Linked DNA regions of Homo sapiens: regions 1, 3 and 4 are each linked to region 2. A link is a contact called in ENCODE Hi-C or POLR2A ChIA-PET data. All regions are on one chromosome and are shown on one strand. The core of a region is the stretch at or near the end of the contact, and the rest is flanking DNA. Distances in the headings are between cores, read along the strand shown. Region 1 holds the start of ITPRIP (inositol 1,4,5-trisphosphate receptor interacting protein). Region 2 overlaps SLK (STE20 like kinase). Region 3 holds the start of GSTO1 (glutathione S-transferase omega 1). Region 4 overlaps SH3PXD2A (SH3 and PX domains 2A).

Evidence for each region. Hi-C counts contacts between places; a loop is a spot of excess contacts on that map. ChIA-PET counts read pairs that join two places held with the same protein, here RNA polymerase II (POLR2A). Pooled maps may share reads with other maps.
Region 1: a map with no recorded cell type shows a loop between it and region 2 (4-fold over the local background). The contact joins the promoter of ITPRIP here to the enhancer-like site in region 2. A Hi-C loop is called at or near these places in 6 of 37 single-sample maps with no recorded cell type and 4 of 50 pooled maps. POLR2A ChIA-PET finds 5 or more read pairs at or near these places in 1 of 52 experiments (MCF 10A).
Region 3: a map of endothelial cell of umbilical vein shows a loop between it and region 2 (2.8-fold over the local background). The contact joins the promoter of GSTO1 here to the enhancer-like site in region 2. A Hi-C loop is called at or near these places in 1 of 168 maps with a recorded cell type or tissue (endothelial cell of umbilical vein), 5 of 37 single-sample maps with no recorded cell type and 7 of 50 pooled maps. POLR2A ChIA-PET finds 5 or more read pairs at or near these places in 7 of 52 experiments (GM12878, MCF 10A, T-cell and 4 more).
Region 4: a loop to region 2 is called in a pooled map, with 2.9 times the contacts of the local background. The contact joins two enhancer-like sites. A Hi-C loop is called at or near these places in 4 of 37 single-sample maps with no recorded cell type and 3 of 50 pooled maps. POLR2A ChIA-PET finds 5 or more read pairs at or near these places in 1 of 52 experiments (activated CD4-positive, alpha-beta T cell).

What each region holds. Positions count from the first base shown.
Region 1 is chr10:104,337,175-104,340,087 of GRCh38, reverse strand. ITPRIP (inositol 1,4,5-trisphosphate receptor interacting protein) reads left to right here and starts at 1,623. Exons shown (of 2, transcript NM_001272013.2): 1 at 1,623-1,842. It also overlaps a transcript of CFAP58 not described here. RefSeq lists a cis regulatory region at 1-480 and an enhancer at 2,746-2,913.
Region 2 is chr10:103,982,149-103,984,848 of GRCh38, reverse strand. The region is part of intron 1 of SLK (STE20 like kinase); the gene reads right to left. Among named protein-coding and RNA genes, the nearest start is that of SLK, 16 kb to the right of the region's middle. Within about 2 kb of position 1,273, at least 7 of the 41 ENCODE cell types and tissues checked have a DNase peak (open chromatin) inside an H3K27ac peak, as active enhancers do; they include GM12878 and endothelial cell of umbilical vein, where a contact is called at or near this core.
Region 3 is chr10:104,253,374-104,256,222 of GRCh38, reverse strand. It overlaps GSTO1 (glutathione S-transferase omega 1), which reads right to left and starts at 1,331. Exons shown (of 6, transcript NM_004832.3): 1 at 1,261-1,331; 2 at 952-1,060. The coding sequence starts at 1,294. All of the region lies in intron 1 of LOC124902497 (a long non-coding RNA gene), which reads left to right. RefSeq lists silencers at 385-434, 925-1,184 and enhancers at 1,255-1,314, 1,649-2,163.
Region 4 is chr10:103,695,326-103,698,025 of GRCh38, reverse strand. All of the region lies in intron 5 of SH3PXD2A (SH3 and PX domains 2A), which reads left to right. Among named protein-coding and RNA genes, the nearest start is that of SH3PXD2A-AS1, 50 kb to the left of the region's middle. RefSeq lists a cis regulatory region at 1,383-1,393, enhancers at 1,316-1,460, 1,896-2,005, 1,570-2,316 and a silencer at 1,626-1,685. Within about 2 kb of position 1,390, at least 18 of the 41 ENCODE cell types and tissues checked have a DNase peak (open chromatin) inside an H3K27ac peak, as active enhancers do.

The sequences.
Region 1 (2,913 bases), core at 374-2,873, 350 kb before region 2:
ATATAATAAATATTCCTTATATAAATATACATGGCTGGTTAGAAATTGCTGAAACAACTTTGCAGACGGGATGACAATCCCAGAGGGCATTCAAGCACTAACCTTGGCATTCCAGCACAACGCTGAACTCTTAGCCCAAGGATGACAAAGCTCAGCCCAGCGCTCTTACTTCACAGAAATTTCCCCCACCTGCTTTGCGGAGGGTGTGAGTAACCCACCGGACCAACTTCTAGACATTTTGGAAATACAGCTCTTTCAAGACCGTTTCCCCAGATCGCCCCCACCACCTCCAACACACATACTGGCCCCCAAAATTCTGCCATAACCTCTTACGTAAGGAAAGAATTTGAGCAGCAGTAGAAACTTGAAAACAAAAGTACCCTGGGCCAAGGGCCAGGGAGTCTATTTTTAGAACATTTTCTCATTGCCTGTTTATCTTTCAGACTCAGCCAAAAAGTCTTCCAGGCGAGTGTTAAAGGAAAAGACGAAAAAAAGGTGATCTAAGACCAAATAGCAGTAGCAATGGTGATCATTTTGGACACTGTGTTCCAATTTCCCCAATGTGCCTTCACTGGCATTTGGTGCCCCCAAAGCCGCTTAATGGAGAATTCATTCAAACCCTGCTCTGCCTTTTGTACTGATGGTAGGATTTGGGCAGGTCAAAGGGAAGACAATAGAAGTTATGGATTTCATAAACTATTAAGCTCGACCAGAACGCTGCTGCTGCTCCTCCAGGCCTCAGTTCTCTCGTTTCTAACATAGGGGTAGTAACACTTGATCTACCGTCACAACAGTAACCAGAAACTACCGCGCCTGTCCCGTACAGTATCCGGTCACTGTTCTCCTTTGTGCCCGGTTAATCCCGGAGAAAAGCAACCATGCATTTGATTATCATAAAAGTCGGGCGCGGTGGCTCACGCCTGTAATCCCAGGCGCTTCGGAAGGCCGAGAAGGGAGTTCGAGACCAGCCTGACCAACATGGAGAAACACCTTCTCTACTAAAAATACAAAATTAGCCGGGCGTGGTGGCACATGCCTGTAATCCCAGCTACTCGGGAGGCTGAGGCAGGAGAATCGCTCGAACCCGGGAGGCGGAGGTTGCGGTGAGCCGAGATAGCGCCACCATTGCACTCCAGCCTGGGCAACAAGAGCGAAACTCCTTCTCAAAAAAAAAAAAAAACGGTAGTAAGCTATTTTAATCCTTTCAAGCTGCAAAAGAGAAAAAGGCTGGCGTTTTGTCTAGAGTTATATTTTCCTCCAAGAGACTAAATAGGTGGCCCCAGGAATTCCGCCACTTGTAAAACGCGCCGCAGAAAACTCTCCCCGACTGGTAAGGACTTAACCCCTTCCGCTCCGCGGCTTAGGACGACTTTTAAGGGCGTCCTCCCCGCGCCCCTGTCCACTCGCTCCAGTTTACTCCACTGGCCTGATTCCGTCTCTCCCAGTCACTCTCCAGTTCTGCCGTGCCGGGGAAGTTTCTGGGGGCTCACTGGGAAGGTCTTCCCGGCGGATCCTGGGCCCAACCACCGAAACCCACACGGTCCTCCTTAAGGAGCTTCCGGGGCCGCGGGTAGAGGCGGGTGTTTTGTTCTTATAAGGAGGAAAAAGTTTTTGTGACATCCAGGAAATGAGTAACTCTGAAGTTCAGTAGAGCCGGCCGCTGCAGGCCAGAAGGTGGGAGCCAGCGGGGGCATCGCCGCCCGCGCCCCTCTAAGTGCCGGGCCGCAAGCTCCACCGCAGCCGCCTGCAAGCAGCGGCGCCTCGGCCCTCGACCTGCGCGCAAAGCCTGTGCTGGAGCCGTCCTCCCGCGGCGGGGACCGGGACCGGGGACCCAAGCCAATCGTAAGTCCCAGGGCAGCCTAGTGTGCTGAAGGAAGAAGGGCGCGATGGAGAGCGCGAGCTCGGAGGAGCTGTGTCGGAGATGGCTGCCGACAGAGGGGGCGCAGGAGGGTGTGGGGAGCGCGGGCGCCTGCTCCTCCCGGGTGGGGGCTGACTTTGGAGACCCCCTTCCCTTAAAGCGCGCGTGCCCAGGCGGGCGTATTGTCTCCTCGCGGTCCCGCATCCTGTTCCCGCCGCGTCGGGGGATGCGTCCCGGGCGCTCGCTCCAGCCAGGGCTGCGGGCAGCTCCTCCTCGAGGCGCGCGCAGCCTCGGAGCCCAGAGCGGGACCACATTTTTGTTCCTAGTGGCCAGGTGACCCGTTACTTCTCACATCTGAGCAGAGCGCTACCGAAGAAAGAAAAGCCGGTTCGCCCTGCTCATTTGCTGCCCCCTTTTCCCCTTCCCCTTCCCTCCCTTCCTGTAAGGGAGGAATAGGCGTGAAGTTTTTTTTTCTCGGTTCATGGTAGTGAAGTTATGGGGCTGCTTCAGGCCGGATAAAATCCCCGCCGCTTCCTCTTTCGGGACTATTAGTGGGCCAGACCTCACGCTGTGCAGACTTGCTCTTGGGCTGCAAATAACTCTCTGCCCCTTCACCCCTAACCCCACCCTCAACCCCATCCCTGTGACTTTGCCATTCTGGCCGCCTGGTGAAGACTCCCGGGGCGGGACTCCCCATCCAAAACGCTTTCTCTTAAAAAAAGAAAAAGAAAAAGAAAAAAAAAGCCACCGACCAGGAAGGTAAAATATTTTACGGAACCAGGCAGGGGCCTCATTTTGCCTTTTGCCCCTCTGCTGGTATGAGAAAAGCACCCTTTCACAACTAGTAGAGTACCAGATACTGGTCTCATTTCACAAACAGTAGAGTACCAGATATTGGTCGCAATCTGGACTCTGGTCTTTTGGATCTAAATCGGGGTCGCGGTCTATTTTCTTGTTCTTTTTTTGGATATGACCCAGTGCTCTTGCCTTTTACAAACCGAGTCTATCTGACTGCCAGCTAAAGTTCATCTGTGGTTGGTGCAGTTTTAGGCCCA
Region 2 (2,700 bases), core at 24-2,523:
CTGACAATGTGCAAATATGCAAAATCTCTCTGTGCTGGGGTACTTACAATTTTGGGGAGTGGACAGTCAACAAATAAATCAGTATATTAGCAATTAGTACTGTGGGAAAAAGTAAACTAATAAGAAAGATGAGAAGGCTGAGCGCGGTGGCTCATGCCTGGAATCCCAGCACTTTGGAAGGACGAGGTGGGCAGATCACTTGGGCCCAAGAGTTCGAGACCAGCATGGACAAATGGCGAAATACTGTCTCTACCAAAAAATACAAAAATTAGCACGGTGTGGTGGTGCACGCCTGTAATCCCAGCTACTCAGGAGGCTCAGGCACAAGAATCACTTGAACCCAGGAGGGAGAGGTTGCAGTGAGCCAAGATTGCACCATTGCGCTCCAGCATGGTTGACAGACTGAGACTCTGTCTCAAAAAACATAAAATAAGATGAGGAAATGGGGTATGAGAGCACACAGGCCAGAGTTTACAACTTAAATAGGGTAGTTAAGTTAGGTCTAACCGAGGTGATATTTGAGCATATTAATATCAATAAAATTCAATGATTATTTTAATGTTTTTACCTATATAAATTGGAAATATTAGTATTTTGCAAAGAAATCAGTAAGAAAAATCTCAAATTATTTCAAGTATGTTATCGTATATAGTAATATCCATCGTGCTATTAGAAGAGGCACTGTTCTCTGCACTTTCCATTTAGTAACTTATTTAATCCTTGTATCAGTTAGGGTCCAGACAGGAGGAAAATCACATTGATTATTTTAATAGAGAAATTTAATAAAAACAATGACTAACTCTGTTGCCAACTGAAAAAATAATACAAAGGATCAGGGAGGTAACAACTACAGGCAAAAGCTACCACCCCTAGGACTATGGGAACAAAGGGAAAAGATTGGAATTATTAAAATTCAGAAGCTTGGAGGAAGGGTTCCACAGAGCTGAAACTCAGACGGACCTCTGAGGACAGAGTGCTGCTCAGCTGGTGCTGTTGTCTCTGAAGAGGGGTCCTGTGAGACTGCGACCCAAACTTTTGAGGAACAGGGTACCAGCCAACTGGTGCTGGTGTTATGAAGGGTTATGATGAGGTTAGTTCTGTGAGTGTTGGAAAAACTACAAACTGTATTCAACAGCTGCTACAGAAAGAAACTGCTGATGCTGGAGCAAAAAAAAAAAAAACCTCTACAAGGGTGATGGTCAAAGTAACAAGCAGACAGGAAGTTCACAGGAAACAAGACAAAGGTGTAAGTCATTTCTTCCTCCTTCTCCTTGCAGCCTCCCTCTAGTGCCCTATACTTTTGAAACAGAAATGAGCTGCTAGCAAGGCAGAAATGTGATCTGCAGTCTTTGAACCAGCATCACAAAGCATAGAAGGGCGTATTTGGAACTGAGATTAAGAACTGGCATAATCCTTCAAAACCTATGAGCAACACAGATGGGAGAGCTAAGGTACAGAGTAGAGTAAACGTTTGGGTAATAAATATCCAAAGTTCCAAAAAGCTATTAAGTGAAGAGAGAGGAAACCGCACTGAAGGAAGCATATACTTTTAGACTGTTCATACTGTTATCTGTTTTAAATTACATGCAAATTATGGTGATCTTTTCAGTCCTGCTAAGATTTTGGTAGGAACAAGTATCAATATTAAAAAAGAATAAAATCATTCATCATCATTTAGCAAACACACAGAGTTAATTCTCATTATTTGTGGTAGTTATGTTTTATAAAATCACTGCAAGCACTGAATTAGCGACTACTGAAACATTGTTCATAGGGAAAACCATGCACATACACACACCCCTCACATAGATTATTATATTCTTAAATCCTGAAAACAATTCATCCAGGGAGATTCTCCTTTCTTTATTTTACAAAAGAGAAATGAGGTGTATAAGTGTTAAGTGACTTGCGGAAGGCCATCCCAAAAACAGATGTCAGACTTGGGATTCAAACCCTATCCAACTGGCCCCCACAGCCAGACCTTCTTGCACTTCACTACACTGCCCTCTGCTGTCTCCGTCCTCTGGTCATCTCTTCATGAGAGGTGAAATCAAGGCAGTGTCACCTTGTTCAAGTTTAGCTGGGAATGTGCTTGCTAGAGGAGTCAAATTTTTTTGCAGCTTTGCGCATACACACAAATAACCAAGTAAGTGCCGCAAGTATAGATTTTAGGACTACAAGTAAACTTTAACAAGTAGGCAAATTCACAAATACAAAATCTGCAAATAATGAGGATCGACTGTACATATTCTTTCTGTAATTTCTGTAAAATATTACAGAAATTCCAAGGATTATGTCATTTCCTGAAATCTGCAAAAGAGAAAGAAATATACTTTATATTCTCCTTATATTTTCTTCACATTCCCAAACTCTATTTTATTTATATTGTTCTGGTTAGGTATTCAAAATTTAGTCACTGGTCAGTCAAAATATAGCAACAAAATGGTGTCAGTAATAAGTTAAATTTGGCTAAGTCTGCAGTTTCCAAAATGTTTTACCAATTCTCAGATCACACAGTTTTCCTGCTTATTGCAAGGACTTATTGACTCTGAGCAGCATGAATATGCAGAAACAAACACAACTGTGTAATAAAGAAGCTGAGGAAATGTGCATAGATTGCATAGTTGGAAAAGATGAAAAACAGAACACAAAAAGACAATTTCAAAAATATATTTTAAAATAAGACAAAAAATGTACCAC
Region 3 (2,849 bases), core at 82-2,581, 270 kb before region 2:
ATCATAATCTCATCCAAATGAGATGCATTTCTTAGTGAAGTAATGACAAATCCCCTTCAAATGTATTTTTTAAATGCATTTTACCTTTCTTTTAGGGAAAATAATTGCCTACCCCTAAAGATTATCCCCTTAGAAGACTAAAATTAGTTCACAAACACTAAGCACACAGACAGAAAATTCCTTAAGAATAGGGGGTTTGTTTTAAACTTCCACAGAACCTTCCACACCAAAGGTATCTAATAAATGTCTAATCAACAGACATCCAAAGGTCATGGGAAGGGAAGTGGTTCCAATGGATACTTGGTGTCAGAGAAAAGTCAAGTGACTGTTGCACATATCCTGTGGATAGCCCGTAAGTCAAAAACTATGCTAGTTTCAAAACAGGCTCTGCAGAAGGATGAGCTAGACAGACACTTCCCTCTATTTGACTCAACCAACAGCCCAATCCACAGGAATATGTGCAGTAAACTCAGCACTACCCTAGGAGGGTCAGGGTCTAAACTCTGCTGTACTGGGGTAAATTACTATTCTAGGAGGGAACAATACATTCAGAATAACAACTAACAGTTAAGCTGGAATAAGAACGGGAAATCACAATAGGGCGAAAGCGAAAGGACTCTGGACCAGGAATTCGTGACCTACCAAAGCTAAAAGAGCTGCTGCCGGTTATTACCGGGCAAATCACTAACATCACTGGAGCCTCAGCTTTTCTAATCCATTAAATGGTTGGTTAATCTAAATGAGGTGTCCTAGACCGTTGGAATCTGTGGCCTATTTTTCCTAGGGGAATGGCCTATAACTTGCTATTTTCCAAAGGGCCGAGAATAGTTTAATGTGCAGTAAAGGACGCTGGTGGGAGGGGGGTAGAAGGGGGCTGAGACCCCACCCCACCCCGCCGCCTGCAGCAGGCTCCCGGACGGCTCGGGGAGCGTCCCCCGCCTGGGTGCCCACCTGATTCCCTTGGCCTTCAGGACTAGACGCGTCCTCTCAGCAAACGGGCAGAACCTCATGCTGTAGATGCGGATCGAGCCCTCCGGGACCGGCCCCGGGGGCGCGCTTCCTGCCGGGGAGAAGCGAAGGCGATTACGGCCCAGAGAGGTGTCGAGACCCCCCGTATCCCACCGCCCCCGCGTCCCACTGCAGCTCCGACCCGTTCCCCGCCGGTGGGGCGCTCCCGGGCGGCTGGGCTCCCGGAGCAGCCTCGAACATGCCGCCGGGGGTCGCCGAGATCACCCCCTCTTCGCGGCGGGCAGGCCTCACCCTTCCCCAAGCTCCTGGCTGACTCCCCGGACATCGTGGCGCAGCGCAGGCCGAGCTCCTCTGGGGTTTGCAGGGGATTCAGGAAGTAGGTGGCGCGTCCTTCCCGCCCTCCTTCCCTCCCCCGCTTCCTCCTTAGCTCAAAAGTGCCTGCCCCCGGCGGCCGCCAGCTCCACCCGTTGTGCCTTCCCGGCTTTATGGGATAGCCCTTAAAACATCTTAAGGGGCTGTGTCAAAGCATCTCGCTGGCCAAGGGCTGCACCCACGGGGAGATACACAAAAGTTATAAATGCTCAGTCATCCCTCCGCCCCCGAACGAAGGGGTCACCACTCCGCACTCCACGGGGCTCCACGTCTGACCCTGACCCTGACCTCCCTCCCGTGACACTGACCTCGAAGCACCACCCGCTCCGTCCCAAGGCTTCACGACTTCAGAGCCTGTGGCCCGACCTCATGGCTCACTCACCGGTCCAGAGCGTTCTCTCCAAAGGCTCCTGTTCAGCTTGTGAAGGGAAAATAAAAATCTCTTGACTCCAAACTCACTATGCCAAAGGGAAGAGTCAAGCTTGGAAACTGAGTCAGGCAACACTGCCTCCCATTTTGTTGCTAAATAGCTACAAAGATCAAAGGCCACACACCTCCCCAAGGAAATTCCTTGTTGGCCCGCAAGATCTTTACTCTAAAACAGATCAGTTGAATTTCATCTTGGCAATGTAAACTAACAGCTTATCTTCCCAAGTATGGGACAAAGACAGGTCTAGGAGTCATCCTTCCTCTCGCTGGAGAAAAATGCAATTTGACCGCTTCCTCTACCCTATATTTAATCTTGTAAAAATGCAGATTCACCAAGCACTAGACGAATGCATAACTGACTATTCCTCTACGACCTCCTTTCACGAATGTAACATGCGCATTCAGTGAATGCTGATCAAAGGCCCCAAAGAATGCAACTACTCTCCCCTTTTATCTACCTTCCCTTTTTACTTTCCACTTTCCCCTACTGCCTGCTCTTTCCCTTTAAATATTGAAGTCCTCAAGCCCTCTTTGGAAAGAGCACAGATCACAGATGTTCCTGTGATTTTGTGTTCCTTTTTCTCAGATGTGTCCTCAACCTTGGCAAAATAAACCTCTAAAAGGATTGAGACTCACCTTGGTCATTTCCTTTGATTTACAAGCTCATCTATGCCTCGCTGCAGGGTTGCCCAGCCACCTGGACAGGCTTTTCCTTTTTCTGTCAGTACTAGCTTAACGTGACTACTGGGAGGGCCTCTGTCCCTACCGTCACCTGTAGGATACATCCTTTTCATTTTAACCCATAGGAGACAGCACAAACCTGGATATTATCAACCTCAGAATAATGGTGCTGCTTTCAAAACTCTCCCACTTATTAAACATTTGTGTTTTGGAGCCCTGGTAATATAACAGTACTCCCATTTTTCTAAGAGATAGAGGATGAGTTATTTTTTACATTATTTATTTCTCCCATCTTCTCTGTTTCCTCCTTTCTCCCTGTTCCCCACTTCCTACTTAGCTCTTTAGAAATGCAATTATCATCTTTTACCTTCCCTTCACCTGACACTCCCTACAGGGCA
Region 4 (2,700 bases), core at 141-2,640, 290 kb after region 2:
CTGTTTAGCTTCAGGAGCCTGGGCCAGCCACTGAAGCCTCAGACCTCAATCTCCTCATCCATGAAATGGGTGAGCACCTGCTCTGCCTACTTCAGAACACCAAAGAATAAATCCTGGGAGTTTTCAAGGGGAAGGCAGAGTGTGGGGAGCCATGTGTCAAAACAGGGGAACAACACATGTGAATTGTTCAGTGCCTTTCCTGCCCCCACCAGCCTCTCCCTGTGCAGTCTCCAACACCAGCCATTTCACTAGAGCATCCGGGGAGGGAGCACAGCGTGTCTGGCCAAGATAAAATGAAAGGAAAAAAGAAAAACCCTTTCGGGTCTACATTAGCATAAAAATGCAAGCCCTTTACATCTCTTGGTTTTGGGGCTCTGAGAGTTGGCCACTCCTTGGGAGGTTAAATGTGTCCTAATAGAGGGGTCCAGAGGCGTGCGTCCATTCCTGTGGGTCAGGGATGAACACACTTCCTGGTGCTCGGCGCTAGACAGAGACCAGTGGTTGTTCTGGCATTTGCGAAAGCCCAAAACTCTGAAAGTGGGGCTGGAATCACACCTGCCTGGCACTGTCTGCCAGCATCGTGGTGAGGTCCTTAAGGAGAAGCTCCTTTTGTTTCAGGGGCTCTGTAGGACCCAGGTTTAAACAGGTCTTTGCCACCTGTGTAGCAACTGAGGTGGGTCAGATGGGCCCAGGTATGAAAGAATAACAACAAAGACAATTTATAGCAGTTTCTGTGCCGGCCACTGTGCGAAGCCCTTTCTACACACTGTACATTGCATCTTCCCCAAACCCCAGGGGTTTGGTGCTATTATTGTCCTCGTTCTACAGATAGAGAAGTAGAGGCTCAAGAGGCCAAGAAAGTAGATCAAGGGCACCCCCCTGCCCCCACTGCAAGCAGCAGGGATTTGAACTGGAGGCCTCCGTCTCCAGAACCTGCTCATCCAAACATAGCTTGCATCATCCTATGGGGAGGGGCCAAGAGAGGAACCGTATCACCCGGGGATGGGGCGGGGTGGGAGTAGAGGCCCCAGGAGTCCTTGTTTAGATGGGGAGGGATGGAGTGCTGGTTGGAGGAACTCCACCCCTCTTTCCCAGCCAGGCCAGACCTGTGGACCACAGGAGATCACCCATCCCAGTTTGTCCAGTTTGAGCCCTGAAAGTCCCATGTCCCTGTTTTCCTGGGACTGTGGGTCACTGTACCTGTGGTTTGAGTCACCCCTGGACCAGCTGCAGAGAATGAATGGCTGAGTGGTCTGATGGGAGCTGTTTTAGGACACAGCTTGGGAGGCCTTTTCAATTACATTAGCCTCTGGCAACGCTAGAGGGAGATGCTAGCCCCGCCCTTCCTCCCCTCCTCTTCTTCCTGTGGCTCCCTGGCCGATATGATTCAGCAGCAAGTCGGAAGCAGGCTAGACTGTGACCTACCAGGAGTGGAGTCACCGGCAGGGTGGGGGCTGTCAGCACCAGCTCAGGGCAAGACTTGGAGCAAGGACGGAGTGTGGATTGGAGAAGGGGACTGATGGGAAGAGGGGGGGTTCTTGAGTTGTTAGGGAACTGAGCCCCAGCAGAGGGCCCTGCTGTCCTGCCAGACTGGAACTGGTTATAGGGCAGTGGGAAGTGGTCATGGTGTGAAGGGGGATCCCTGCCTTTGCGTCTTGCCCTCGTATGTGAGGGATGGGAGAGTCCCAGCCACTGGATACCTAAACTGCTTATCACCCTATTCAGCAGCTAAAAATATGAAATGGCTTTGCTAAAGGATGCCCAACTGGAAACTTCCAGAAGGTCTCCTATTAGGGCAGCGCCTGCTCGGGCAGGCCAGACACCCTGAAGGATTCAGGATTCCTCTTCGTTCCCACCATTCAGTCACAGCCTGGTGACCCCCACTGCCAGGACCTCAGCCTCCACCCCATTAACCCCATGTGCTGATCAGGCCCTCTGGGCTCTGCCTTCTACTCCTGCATCCACTACTCCAGGAAGGGGTGGTAAGTGGGCATTTGTCTTGAGCCTCAGAGCAAGGCCTGGGTTTTCTGGTCCCCAGTCCTGGTCTCACCCACTCACTATGGCCTTGAGGAAGTTGTCCGGCTTCTCTAAGCTTTGGTCTTCTCACCTGCAAGAGGAGAGCCCACACCCCCTGCAGGGAGGGACCCGGAAGTCCTCGGTGGGGAGGACTCTGAACTCTGGCTGAAGGACAGGCAGGCCAAGAGATATTTTCTAGAGGCTCCTTCAGCACTACAAGCACGTTGTTCTTACTGAGCATAAATGTTTCTTAGGGGTGGCTGGAGGCCTGATGGAGATTATGCAACACTGGAGCAGCCTCAGAATCCCCAGGGGAGTTTGTTGGAGATGCAGACCATGCAGTAGGTTGGGGTGGGGCCCTGCATCTGAATTTTAACCACTTTCTAGATGATTCCATTGAATAGCAGGCTGAGAATCACCAACCAGGGCCTGGCACAAAGGAGGCCCTCCAAGCATGTGAGTTTTGTGTCTTCCCCACTCTTTTTTTTTTTTTTTTCTTTTTGAGACAGAGTCTCACTTGTCACTCAGGCTGGAGTGCAGTGGCACCACCACAGCCCACTGCAGTCTTGACCTCCTGGGCTTCAAGCAATCCTCCCACCTCAGCCTCCCTTGTGGCTGGGAGTACAAGTGCTTGCTACCATGCCTAGCTAATTTATTTTTGGTAGAGATAGGGGGTCTCACTAT